2 separate regions of the Homo sapiens genome follow, and region 1 is linked to region 2. The links are chromatin contacts, found by Hi-C or POLR2A ChIA-PET in ENCODE. All regions are on one chromosome and are shown on one strand. The core of a region is the stretch at or near the end of the contact, and the rest is flanking DNA. Distances in the headings are between cores, read along the strand shown. Region 1 overlaps OSBPL5 (oxysterol binding protein like 5). Region 2 overlaps CARS1 (cysteinyl-tRNA synthetase 1).

Region 1 (6,135 bases), core at 3,316-5,815, 82 kb before region 2:
GTGACTCACGCACAGACACACCACTGGAAGTGCCAGGAGCGTGTTCAGCTGTTGGAAGGAGCTCAGACCCTGTGACTTAGGGGTGGCCTCAGATGTGAAAGGGCTGTCCGCACTCACTGGTCCTGCTGTCTCTTGTCTCTGCAGGGAACTCGCTGTCGGCGCTGCTGGACGGCAAAGCCACGCTCACCTTCCTGAACCGAGCCGAGGATTACACCCTTACCATGCCCTACGCCCACTGCAAAGGTGAGAGGCTCAGCCACACACTCCGAGGGCAGAGCCAGGCTCTGTGAGAGCAGCTAGATGCTAAAACCCTTTGGTTATTTGCTTGAAGGTATCTTTACTTCGCCTTCATCTGCCCATGACTTTTTTTTTTTTTTTTTTTGAGATGGAGTTTCGCTCTTGTTGCCCAGGCTGGAGTGCAATGGCGTGATCTTGGCTCCAAGTAGCTGGGATTACAGGCATGCGCCACCACGCCTGGCTAATTTTGTATTTTTAGTAGAGACAGGGTTTCACCATGTTGGTCAGGCTGATCTCGAACTCCCGACCTCAGGTGATCCGCCCGCCTCGGCCTCCCAAAGTGCTGGGATTACAGGCATGAGCCACCGCGCCCAGCCTCGCCCATGACTTTTGAAGGTGGGTAATTCCATGTAGATGCTATTTTACTGCCCTTTGAATATGTGCGTTTTGCTTGCCTTGTGGCTTCCATTGCTGTTGGGGATGATCAGCTGTCAGCCTATTTGTTACCTAATCTGCTTTTCCCTGTAGCTGCTTTGAAGATATTTTCCTTGCCTTGGTGCCCTGTAGTCTTGCTACAGTGTTTCAAAGTTTGGATTTCTTTTTTATTTTTTCATTAACAGACTTTCTTTTTTACAGTAGTGTTGTGTTTACAGAAAAATTGAGCAGGAAGTACAGAGAGTTCCTGTGTGTCCCCTACACAGTTTCCCCTGTTATTAACATCTCACACTGAGGTGCTACATTTGGTATCATCGATGAGCCAATACTCATACATTGTTACTAACTGAGTACACAGTTCACCTTCCTTTTCACTCCTTGTGTTGCTCATTCTGTGGGTTTTGCTAAATACAGAAGGACATGTATCTGCCATTACCACATCTCACAGAATAGTTGCACTACCCTAAAAATCCCTTATGATTAGACGTGACTAGATGGAGCCACATATTCCTCAGTCCCTCCAGGCCCTGGCTTTTTCCGGAATGTCATGTAGTTGGAATCATACGGTGTGGAGCGTTTTCAGATTGGCGTCTTTCACTTGGCAATATGCACTTAAAGATTCCTCCACTAGGCATGATGGCTCATGCCTATAAATCCCTGCACTTTGGGAGGTAGAGTTGGGGGAATCACTTGAGCCCAAGAGTTCAAGACCAGCCTGGGCAACATGGCAAAACCCTGTCTCTACAAAAAGTACCAAAAAACTAGCCAGGCATGGTGGTGCACCTGTGGTCCCAGCCTTGGGAGGTTGAAGTGGGAGAATAACCTGAGCCCAGGGGGCAGAGGCTTTGAGGAGCCATCGTGGCACCAGTGCATGCCAGCCTGGGCTGGCGTGAGATCCCATCTCAAAAAAAAAAAAAAAATCTTTGCTGGGCTCAGTGGCTCACAACTGTAATCCCAGCACTTTGGGAGGTTGAGGCAAATGGATCACCTGAGGTCAGGAGTTTAAGACCAGCCTGACGAACATGGAGAATCTCCGTCTCTAATAAATATACAAAATTAGCCAGACATGGTGATGCATGCCTGTAATCCCAGCTACTCAGGAGGCTGAGGCAGGAGAATCACTTGAACCCGGGAGTTGAAGGATGCAGTGAGCTGAGATCATGTCATTGCACTCCAGCCTGGGCAACAAGAGCGAAACTCCATCTCCAAAAAAAAAAAAAAAAAAAAAAAAAATTCCTTCATGTCTTTTTATGGCTTGATAGCTCTGGATTTCTTTTTAATTTTTGCTGATTGAAGGTTTTTGTTTGTTTGAATTATTTGAACCTGAGGTTTCGTGGCTTTGATGAAGTCCAGAAAATTTTAGCCATTTTTTTTAAGTGCCTCACTCCTGATTTCTCCATTTTTCCTAGAACTCCAATGAGACAGAATTTGAACCATCTCCTCCTTTGCTTTGTCTCTCTTAATGTTTCCATCGTATCTCTTATCTCTTTGCATTCTAGATAACTTATGTAGATGTATCTTTAACTCTAATTAACTTGACGTGTAACTCATCCACTGAGTTTTCCATTTTGATATATTGTTTCCCAAGAAGTTCTACTTGGTTTCATTTCAAACCTGCCTGGTTTTTTTGTTTGTTTGTTTTTATTTTTGTTTTGAGACGAAGTTGGGGTTTCACTCTTGTTGCCCGGGCTGGAGTGCAATGGCATGATCTCAGCTCACTGCAACCTCCACCACCTGGGTTCAAGCAATTCTCCTGCCTCAGCCTCCTGAGTAGCTGGGACTACAGGCGCCCGCCACCACGCCCAGCAAATTTTTTGTATTTTTAGTAGAGATGGGGTTTCACCGTGTTGGCCAGGCTGGTCTCAAACTCCTGACCTCGGGTGATCCGCCTGCCTCGGCCTCCCAAAGTGCTGGGATTACAGGTGTGAGCCAGTGCGCTCGGCCTTGCCTGTTCTTTTTATACTCGTGCATTGTTCCTTGGTCATGTTTCCAATCCTTTCTCATAAATCTTTGAGCATTGTAATAAGCACAGTTGTTTTATCATCTCTAGCTGGTCACTCTCATATTCTGTTTTGTTTGCTGCTGTGTCCTCACTGACCATAGTGTTGCCCTTGAAGGTGCTCGATAATTATTCAAAGAATGGCTGTATTTAGTAAAACCTTGGGATTCTAATTTGCTAGTTTTGTGTTTGTTTGTTTTCGTTTTGTTGGCTGAAATTGTTTTGTTGGCTCTCACATTTTCTTAGTAGGTTGTTTCTGGGACACAGAGGAAGTATAGATTTGAATCCCAAACTTACCCTACACATTCATGGAGAGTTCTGGGGTTTCTTTTTAACCCCGGAGCGCAGGCCCAATACAAATGTTTCCTTGACTCTCCCTCTGGAATGAACGGCCTTTCTGCGACTGTTCCTTCTGTTGAGGGTGTAGCCATGTGAGAGTGCCTGCTTAGTGGAAATGTCTCGGAAAAAATCTCTCCTGGTTACTCTGACCCAAGGACCTGTCTACCACTTTCCACGGCAACCTCAGAAACCAAGATCTCAGATCGACAAATGCCCCTCTTTCTCTTCCCCCCTTTTCCTCTCCTCCTCCTCCCATCTTCCCCTTCTTTCCTCTCCTCCTCCTCCCATCTTCCCCCTCTTTCCTCTTCTCCTCCTTCCATCTTCCCCCTTTCCTCTCCTTCTCCTGTCTTCCCTCTTTCCTCTCCTCCCCCTCCCGTCTTCCCCCTCTTTCCTCTTCTCCTCCTCCCACCTTCCCCCTCTTTCCTCTTCTCCTCCTCCCATCTCCTCCCTCTTTCCTCTCCTCCTCCCGTCTTCTCCCCTTTATTTTTTCTTGTGGGAGAATTCCCATCTTTTCTTGCATGCTCATTGACTCATCCATGCTTCATATATTTTTTCAACTTTTTATTATGGCAAAGTTCAAACATATATCAAAGTACAGTACACCCCATATACCCACAGCACAGCAATGCACCCACCTTCATGCTCTCCCCTGAATTAATTGGAAGTAAATCCCAAATATCATGTCATGTCATTTGTGTATTTTATTTTATTTTATATCACTAAAGTTAAGGATTTCCCTTCTTTCTTTCTTTCTTTCTGTCTTTTTTTTTTTTTGACAGAGTCTTGCTGTGTTGCCCAGGCTAGAGTGCAATGGTGCAATCTCAGCTCACTGCAACCTCCGCCTCCTGAGTTCAAACGATTCTCCTGCCTCAGCCTCCCGAGTAGCTAGCATTACATGCGTGCGCCACCACACCTAGCTAATTTTTGTATTTTTAGTAGAGATAGGGTTTCACCATGTTGGCCAGGCTGGTCACAAACTCCTGCCCTCAGGTGATCAGCCTACCTCGGCCTCCCAAAGTGCTGGGATTACAGGCGTGAGCCCCCACGCCAGGCCGGGATTTCCCTTCTTAACCATAGCCACAATACTATCATCAGATGAAAAACAAACAAACAAACTCTTAGTTGTCATCGAGTCTACAATCTGGTTCATATCCCCAGCTGCCACGTGCCTGTGTCTTGATCCCCCACACACGTGACAGTTGGCCGTTTGGCTGGGTCTCTGCATCAGGCCATGCTCCGTGCATGGATGTCCTATGTTTACATCTCCTTGATGTCCCTCCCTCCTGTTTTTCCCTTGCAGAGTATTACTCATTTCCTCCTAGTCCCCTCTAGCATGGATTTTCCTGGCTGCATTCCTCTGCCCTGGGGATTTCCTATAAACCACGAATTGATTTGATCTCGAGATGCCTGATCACGTTCAGCACAGTTTTTTTCAACACGACGCTTAATGGGGGTTTTGTGTCTTTCCACAGCAGGGTGCACAGGGCCTGTTGTTCCTTGTGACATTAGTGGACATTGATTCTCAATGCCTGGATCCATTCATGTAAAAGGCATTGCTAGATGGTGACGTTCCATCCTCTTTCACTTAATCACCGGAAGGCTTCTCAAAAGAGAAACTTCCCCTTGTCTACTATGTGGTTACCCAACAGGATTGGTTTGTTTTAGGATAAATCCCAGGTTTTTTATATTTTCAAAATAATGATTTTTTTCCCCTGCTGTCTTCCAAAGGTGACTGGCGAAGGTCATTATTGCCACGTATTATTTGATAGGAACGTATTTGGTGATTTCAGAACCTTTCAGTTATTAACTTTATTGATATTGAAATTGCCCCATCTTTGGCCAATGGGGGCCATAGTTGGCTCAGGGGCCCCCTGCACACCCCAGTACCTCTGCTGGTATTCTTCCTTCTGCCCTGACCATGTGTGCACCTAGGACATTTCCTACACTAGACCTCAAATCGACCATTTCTCCCGGGAGCTCCAGGTTCCCTTCACTAGGAAATAATATTTAGTGATCACAATCTGGAGGTCAGACCTGCTTTGCTTTTCTTTCTTTTCTTTTCTTTTTTTTTTTTTTTTTTGAGACAGAGTCTCACTCTGTTGCCCAGGCTAGAGTGCAGTGGTGTGATCTTGGCTCACTACAACCTCCGCCTCCTGGGCCTTCTTCCTCTCCGTGGAGCCTGGAGACCTCCCCCCATCAGAGCTGCACAGAGATGCCGCTTTGTCTTTCTAGGCTGCATAGCTTTCCATCGTGCTCATGGGCCAGGGTGCACTCACACAGCCCCCTCTGGAGGGATTTGGGGGTGTTTCAAGCCTTTGTTGCAACAAGTAGCTTGTTGTTTCTTTTCTTCATTTTTAAGAGACATATTCTGCCACACATTTCTAAGTGGTTTTTAGAGTGCAAATGTTTGGGTTTTGATGGTGGAGGTGGTGGTGCTTCTTTAATTAGATTACCTCCTCCATATGCCAGACATGGAAAAGTTGTTCTTTCCTTCATTAATTGAAAAAAAACAAAACAAAGAAAGACGTATTAATTTTTTTAAACATACGGGATGCCATCATGGGTGCTGGTGCCCTCTGTGTTCTGGGTGCCATCCTGGGACGCAGCAGTGAGCGAGAAGATGCCTGCCCTCAGGAGCCCAATGCCAGAGCGGGAACTGCAGAGTCAAGTGAAGCACGATGCATGTCTCACAGGGCTGGTGGCCTCCCAGGAGGCTGGAACAGGAGGCGACACCTGACATGAGCAAAGGCCCTGGCGAGGACAGAGCCCCCTTAGTGGGGGAGACGGCCCCTGAGGGACCAGGCGTGCCTCCCAGGCTCCGTGCCTCCCAGGCTCCGCACCTCCCAGGCTCCGCACCCCCACCAGCCTCTCCCTGTGGGGTTCTGCTCCCAGCGCCTCCTGTCCTTCTCACCCTCCCAGGGACTGACACAGGCCTCCCAGGGATCGGTGCTGCTGGGTCGGGACTCAGGGATCGGTGCTGCTGGGTCGGTACTCAGCAGGGCCTGGGGCTCAGCAGGGCTGGGGCCGCCTGGCCCCTGACACTGGCTGCATTTCAGGAATCCTGTATGGCACGATGACCCTGGAGCTGGGTGGGAAGGTCACCATCGAGTGTGCGAAGAACAACT
Region 2 (5,876 bases), core at 1,516-4,015:
GTGGCTCACATCTATAATCCAACACTGTGGGAGGCCAGGTGAGTGTATCACCTGAGCCCAGGAGTTCAAAACCAGCCTGGACAACATAGTGAGATCCCGGGTCTATAAAATATATTAAAAATTAGCCAGGTGTGGTGGCACACACCTGTTTTCCAGCTGCTTGGGAGGCTGAGGTGAGGGGCTCGCTTGAGCCCAGGAGGTTGAATAGTGAGGTGTGATTGCACTACTGCACTCCACTCTGGGCAATAGAGGGGAGACCCTGTCTCAAAACCAGACAAAAATAAGTAACATCCATATAGTTGTCCTTACTCAGAGCTATTTCTTTCCTTTGACTCCGTTTCCCTCTACTCCCATCTTGGAGTTTGAAAAGCAAAACCACGCCAGGCGCTGTGGCTCACGCCTGTAATCCCAGCACTTTGGGAGGCCAAGGCGGGCGGATCACAAGGTCAGGAGATGGAGACCATCCTGACTAACACGGTGAAACCCCGTCTCTACTAAAAAAAATACAAAAAACTAGCCAGGCATGGTGGCGGGTTCCTGTAGTTCCAGCTACTCGGGAGGCTGAGGCAGGAGAATGGCATGAACCCAGGAGGCAGAGCTTGCAGTGAGCCAAGATTGCGCCATTGCACTCCAGCCTGGGCGACAGAGTGAGATTCCATCTCAAAAAAAAAAAAAAAAGAGAAGCAAAACCAGGGACAAGGCCTCCTCTCTGAACACATCCTGTGCAGAGCCCTTCCCCGCAGTGCACCTTGAAAGGCCAGCAGGGCCTGGACTCAACTCCCCTCCCCTCTCCTCCTCTTTCCTTGTTGTTGGGCTCCAGTGGCTTCTGGCTGAAACAGAGCTGGAGAGGGTAGCTGTGAGTCAGGGCCATCCTGGAGCAATGAGGGCACCCTCAGGCTCGGGTTTCTGGGGCTCCTGGAGCTGCTGCTTCCATCTCTTTCCTGGTCTTGGGGCACCCCCTCCCGTGAACGAGGAACACAGCTCACAGCTGCTCGCCACATGCCGCCTTCATCTTGCCGCAGCTTCAGGTCCCATCTGTTTCTTTTCCTAGATCTTTGGGGCCGTAGAAGAGGACAGCTCCCTGGGATTCCCGGTCGGAGGGCCTGGAACCAGCCTCAGTGTGAGTAGCATGCAGGGTCCTGCCTTCTGCACCTGCTCCCTCCCCACTCCCTACCCCTCTGTGTCCCTCTGAACTGCCCCTCCTCTGTCTGCCCACCCACACCAGACCCTTCCGGACAGCGCCTCGAGCTAAATGGCAATTCTGGCTCTGAGAGTGCTAAGTGTGGTCAGCTGCCCTGCCGGTGTGGAGGGTCTGCTTTGGTTGTGACTGTTGGTTTGGGGCACTTTGCCATTGTGCTGTCCCATGAGCTTGGTCTTGGACCCCAACTACATAGGCCGCTGCTTATTTGCATTTTGCTGCGGCCACTTGGCATCATGAACACACATGACTTCGTCACATATACTGACCTGTATTCAGTAAATGCTTCATCGAAAGGCTGCAGAGCTCACAAACAGCACAGAATTTACACTGATGGGGAGATACGCCACTGTCTGCCTCGGTCCCCATGGGGCTGGGCAGATGCCCTAACAGGCCCAGTCCTGACCCTGAGCCCAGGTCGGTCCACATGGCCTGAGCCAGGACCCCCTGCCCCAGAGCTGTGGCCCACAGGTCAGGGGGAGGTCATCCTGTAGAGCCCCCTGTCTAGTGGGTCTGTGCGGTGAGAAAATCCATCCAGAACACCCTGGCAGTCTGTTGCTGGCTTCTGTTTGCAGTTGGCATGTGAGCAGACACACACTGTCAGTCCTGTCCTTCTGCTGTAGAACCCCTGTCCCGTCTGACACACCCACAGTCAGGCTTCTTAAAGATGGACTTCCACCTGCTCCCAGGTCAAGAATGCTCTTTGACTATTCGATTAGAATGCAGATCTAAATATTTAAATAGAACAACTGTAATTTTAATTAAAACAGGAGCTTAATACAAAGTCAAAATGCAAAACCTTTTTAAAATCCTGTTTCCTAATGACAAGTGGTGTGAAGAGCCCCCATGCGGATGGAGCTTACAGATGCTCCCCCAGGAACCAACTTGCAAAGAGAAAACAGTCCGTGTTGTAAGAAGTCCTGCCAGAGCACCTAGCCCATGTGCCTGGTGCCTTTTGCCAGCCTTAGCGCTAGCTAGCTTGGTTGTGGTAGTTGGTGTGGTATTTTTGAGACTTCCTGATATGAACCTTCTTTGGTGCTTTTAAGAAAACCCACATAGCTTCTTTGTTCTCTTGCGCAAATGATACTAAGATATTTATTTTCTTTAAAAACAAAAAACCAAAACACACCTCCTGGGTTAAAGTCAGCCTGCCTTTGAACTGCAGTGTTTTTCATCTTAACGGCTGCTGTGGTTGTGGGGGTGCCTTCAGCGTGCTGTGGACACGCATCCGCATCCCCCAGGCAGCCTCATTTGGCCTTTGCAGTCAGCTGATTGCGAAGAAGCAGCTGCGGCGAATGGTGAGCCTGCTGACAAAACGTCCTGTGCCCACACATCATGGCCATTTGACGTTCATGGATTAACTTCCAAATCCAAATGGTTTTAGGAGCAAGGGAGGCAGTTCCTCCATCTTGTACCACCTCAGTGTCGCCACACAGCCACCTGCTAGCATGCTCAGGTGGGGGTTGCAGCCCCAGGCGTTCTTGAGACACACCCCTGCAGCCATTCTGAGAGTTCCCCTCCAGTGCCCCTAGGGCTGGAACTGAGCCTAGCAGTGGGGTGAATGCCTCCCTTTCTGTCCTTCCCCAAGGCTTGTCTGGGCTGGCTGTGTGGTGGGTGGAGATACAGATCGAAAACCCCCAAGAAGTCCAAAGTTCAGATGCAGAATTGGGTCTCAGGGAGCTTGGCTTAGACTTAAGGGCTTGCTAGCCTGCCTGACTTTTGCACTTGCTAAATTTGTGTGTTTCTGTTTTTGAGACAGAGTCTCACTCTGTCGCCCATGCCAGTCCCTGCCCTGTGTCGTGGCCGCTGAGCTATTATTCAGTTATGGATATAGGAGTGTGAGCAGCTCTCAGCGAACAAAAACTCTTCTTTCCACAGCTGGAGTGCAGTAGCGCAATCTCCGGTCACTGCACCCTCTGCCTCCCGAGTTCAAGTGATTCTCCTGCCTCAGCCTCCTGAGTAGCTGGGACTACAGGCATGCACCACCATGCCCGGCTAATTTTTTTTTGTATTTTAGTAGAGACGGGGGTTTCACTATGTTGGCCAGGCTAGTCTTGAACTCCTGACCTCATGATCCACCCACTTCGCCCTCCCAAAGTGCTGGGATTACAGTTGTGAGTCACCGCGCCCAGCCAGCACTTGCTAATGTTTTTATTTTGGTTACTGAGCTGCTGAATCAGCTAAGGGGCAGGGAGCAACCTTGCTCAAAAGCCTAAAACCTTTTCTGTCCTATTAGAAAAAGAGAAATGCTAGCACAGCATGGTGGCTCACGCCTGTAATCCCAGCACTTTGGGAGGCTGAGGTGGGTGAATCACCTGAGGTCGGGAGTTCGAGACCAGCCTGACCAACATGGAGAAACCCTGTCTCTACTAAAAATACAAAATTAGCTGGGCGTAGTGGCGCATGCCTGTAATCCCAGCTACGCGGGAGGCTGAGGCAGGAGAATCGCTTGAACCTGGAAGGTGGAGGTTGCGGTGAGCCGAGATCGCCATTGCATGCCAGTCTGGGCAATGAGAGCAAAACTCCATCTCAAAAAAAAAAAGGGGAAATGCTTTGGGAGGCCAAGGCGGGCAGATCACAAGGTTAGGAGATTGAGACCATCCTGGCCAACAAGGTGAAACCTCATCTCTACTGAAAATACAAAAATTAGCCAGGCGTGGTGGCGCTTGCCTGTAATCCCAGCTACTCGGGAGGCTGAGGCAGGTGAATCGCTTGAACCTGGGAGGCTGAGGTTGCAGTGAGCCGAGATCACACCATTGCACTCCAGCCTGGCAACAGAGCAAGATTCCGTCTTAAAAAAAAAAAAAAAAAAAAAAAAGGGAAATATAGTAGAAAGGTTTTTCTATCCTGTGGCCACCTCCCCAGTGTTACTGTGGGTGGTGAATCTACGTGTAGCTGCTAATGTGCATGTAGATAGTAGGTGCTTAATGGAGATCATTCATCTTAAACAAGTGTATGTGTGACCACAGATCAGACGAAAGCACGGCCCGGGAGCCGCCAGCCTCAGCATAGGTAAGGCCCCAGCCTGGGGAGTGATGTCCTTGGGCTCCTTAGGAAATAGTCCCTCCCAGAGCTGGCCCCTCTGAAACCATAAAGACAAGCTGTTTCACAGCAGCGTGTCTGACCTGAGGAAAGCAGGGCCTGTCAGCAGCTGGGCAGAGCGGCGGCAGACCCACCTGCTGCAGTAGAAAGGAAGCTCACTTCATGCTCTCTGGCCTGAGAGTCTGTGTGACTCGCACACCTAGCAGGGACTGTGTGTCAGGGACGAGAGCGTCCAGGCTCTGGGATGCCGGTCACAGCTGTAGTGTGCACAGCAGCACTGCCCATGCCAGTCCCTGCCCTGTGTCGCGGCCACTGAGCTATTATTCTGTTATGAATATGGGAGTGTGAGCAGCTCTCAGTGAACCAAAACTGTTCTTTCCGCAGCTCGAGGCCACAGTCATGCCCTACCTTCAGGTGTTATCAGAATTCCGAGAAGGAGTGCGGAAGATTGCCCGAGAGCAAAAAGGTGAGGACCAGTTGCTGGAAAGAGTGTGGGAGCCACTCCCCTCACTGGGCTCCCCGGACCGGGCGTCTCCCCCGAGGCACTATGGCGTTCAGGCCGGATCATCCTCTGGGAAGGCTGCCCCGTGCACCACAGGGTGTTGAACGGCATCCCGGGCCTGGACCCACCAGGTGCATTAGTACCACACGCTCCAGTCACCACAGCCCCACATGTCCCTGCAGGGCAGAATCCTCGAGTGAGTGCAGCTGAGTGGGCAGTGGGGACCGAGGATGTGATATGATGGGCCAGGGTTGATTTGCCTCTCCTTCTCTGAGCCGAGGCAGAATGGTGGGTCCTCTGACCAGCCCAGTCACCACCTGCCATTTGGCTCACACTGGGGCTTATTTTTGTTCCTGGTGACCTGGTAGGCTGGGTGCGCTGAGGTGTGGCTCGTTCCTGCTGCCGAGTGGAGCCGAGCTGCAGCTTCCAGGGTTCCCTTTTCTGCTCAGGCATGCCAGATGAATGCTTGAACTTGGGGTTCACACAGTGGCCCCTCACTGTCCATAAGCAGCCATTCCTTCATCTTTTTGTTTGTTTGTTTGTTTGAGATGGAGTCTCACTCTGTCTCCCAGGCTGGAGTGCAGTGGCGCGATCTCGGCTCACTGCAAGCTCCGCCTCCCGGGTTCACGCCATTCTTCTGCCTCAGCCTCCTGAGTAGCTGGGACTACAGGCGCCTGCCACCGCGCCCGGCTAATTTTTTGTATTTTTTTTTTTTTTAGCAGAGATGGGGTTTCACCGTGTTGGCCAGGATGGTCTCGATCTCCTGACCTCGTGATCCACCCGCCTCGGCCTCCCAAAGTGCTGGGAGTACAGGCGTGAGCCACCGCGCCTGGCCATTCCTTCATCTTTTGAAATTTCTGAGATGTGTGTGGTTTAAGACTTAGAAAGTGCTGAATCTGAGCATTCGTTTTGACTGCCAGTTTTAAGAAAGTGTTAAACACAGCAAAAAGCAGCATCAGGCAGGCCTTTGCTTCTTCCTGTGAGTGGTTCTGAATTGGTGAGTAACAGCACAGCTGGGAACACACACTGAGGACTTAGGATGTGCTGGGCCCTGCCCACTGCTTTCTGCACATTGCCTCATTTACCACCATGATCCTCCAAAAGAGGAAAGGAGAGCCCTGGCCGGGTCACACT

Evidence for each region. A loop is a pair of places that touch in the nucleus more often than their neighbours do. ChIA-PET counts read pairs that join two places held with the same protein, here RNA polymerase II (POLR2A). Pooled maps may share reads with other maps.
Region 1: a loop to region 2 is called in a map of naive thymus-derived CD4-positive, alpha-beta T cell, with 4 times the contacts of the local background. The contact joins two enhancer-like sites. A Hi-C loop is called at or near these places in 3 of 168 maps with a recorded cell type or tissue (Caco-2 and naive thymus-derived CD4-positive, alpha-beta T cell), 2 of 37 single-sample maps with no recorded cell type and 8 of 50 pooled maps. POLR2A ChIA-PET finds 5 or more read pairs at or near these places in 9 of 52 experiments (AG04450, BJ, CD4-positive, alpha-beta T cell and 6 more).

The regions. Positions count from the first base shown.
Region 1 is chr11:3,094,266-3,100,400 of GRCh38, reverse strand. OSBPL5 (oxysterol binding protein like 5) reads left to right here. Exons shown (of 22, transcript NM_020896.4): 14 at 145-243; 15 at 6,067-6,135. Among named protein-coding and RNA genes, the nearest start is that of CARS1, 40 kb to the right of the region's middle. RefSeq lists an enhancer at 6,027-6,135. Within about 2 kb of position 4,565, at least 13 of the 41 ENCODE cell types and tissues checked have a DNase peak (open chromatin) inside an H3K27ac peak, as active enhancers do.
Region 2 is chr11:3,011,025-3,016,900 of GRCh38, reverse strand. CARS1 (cysteinyl-tRNA synthetase 1) reads left to right here. Exons shown (of 23, transcript NM_001014437.3): 17 at 1,052-1,120; 18 at 4,625-4,706. Among named protein-coding and RNA genes, the nearest start is that of CARS1-AS1, 15 kb to the left of the region's middle. RefSeq lists an enhancer at 1,987-2,486. Within about 2 kb of position 2,765, at least 5 of the 41 ENCODE cell types and tissues checked have a DNase peak (open chromatin) inside an H3K27ac peak, as active enhancers do.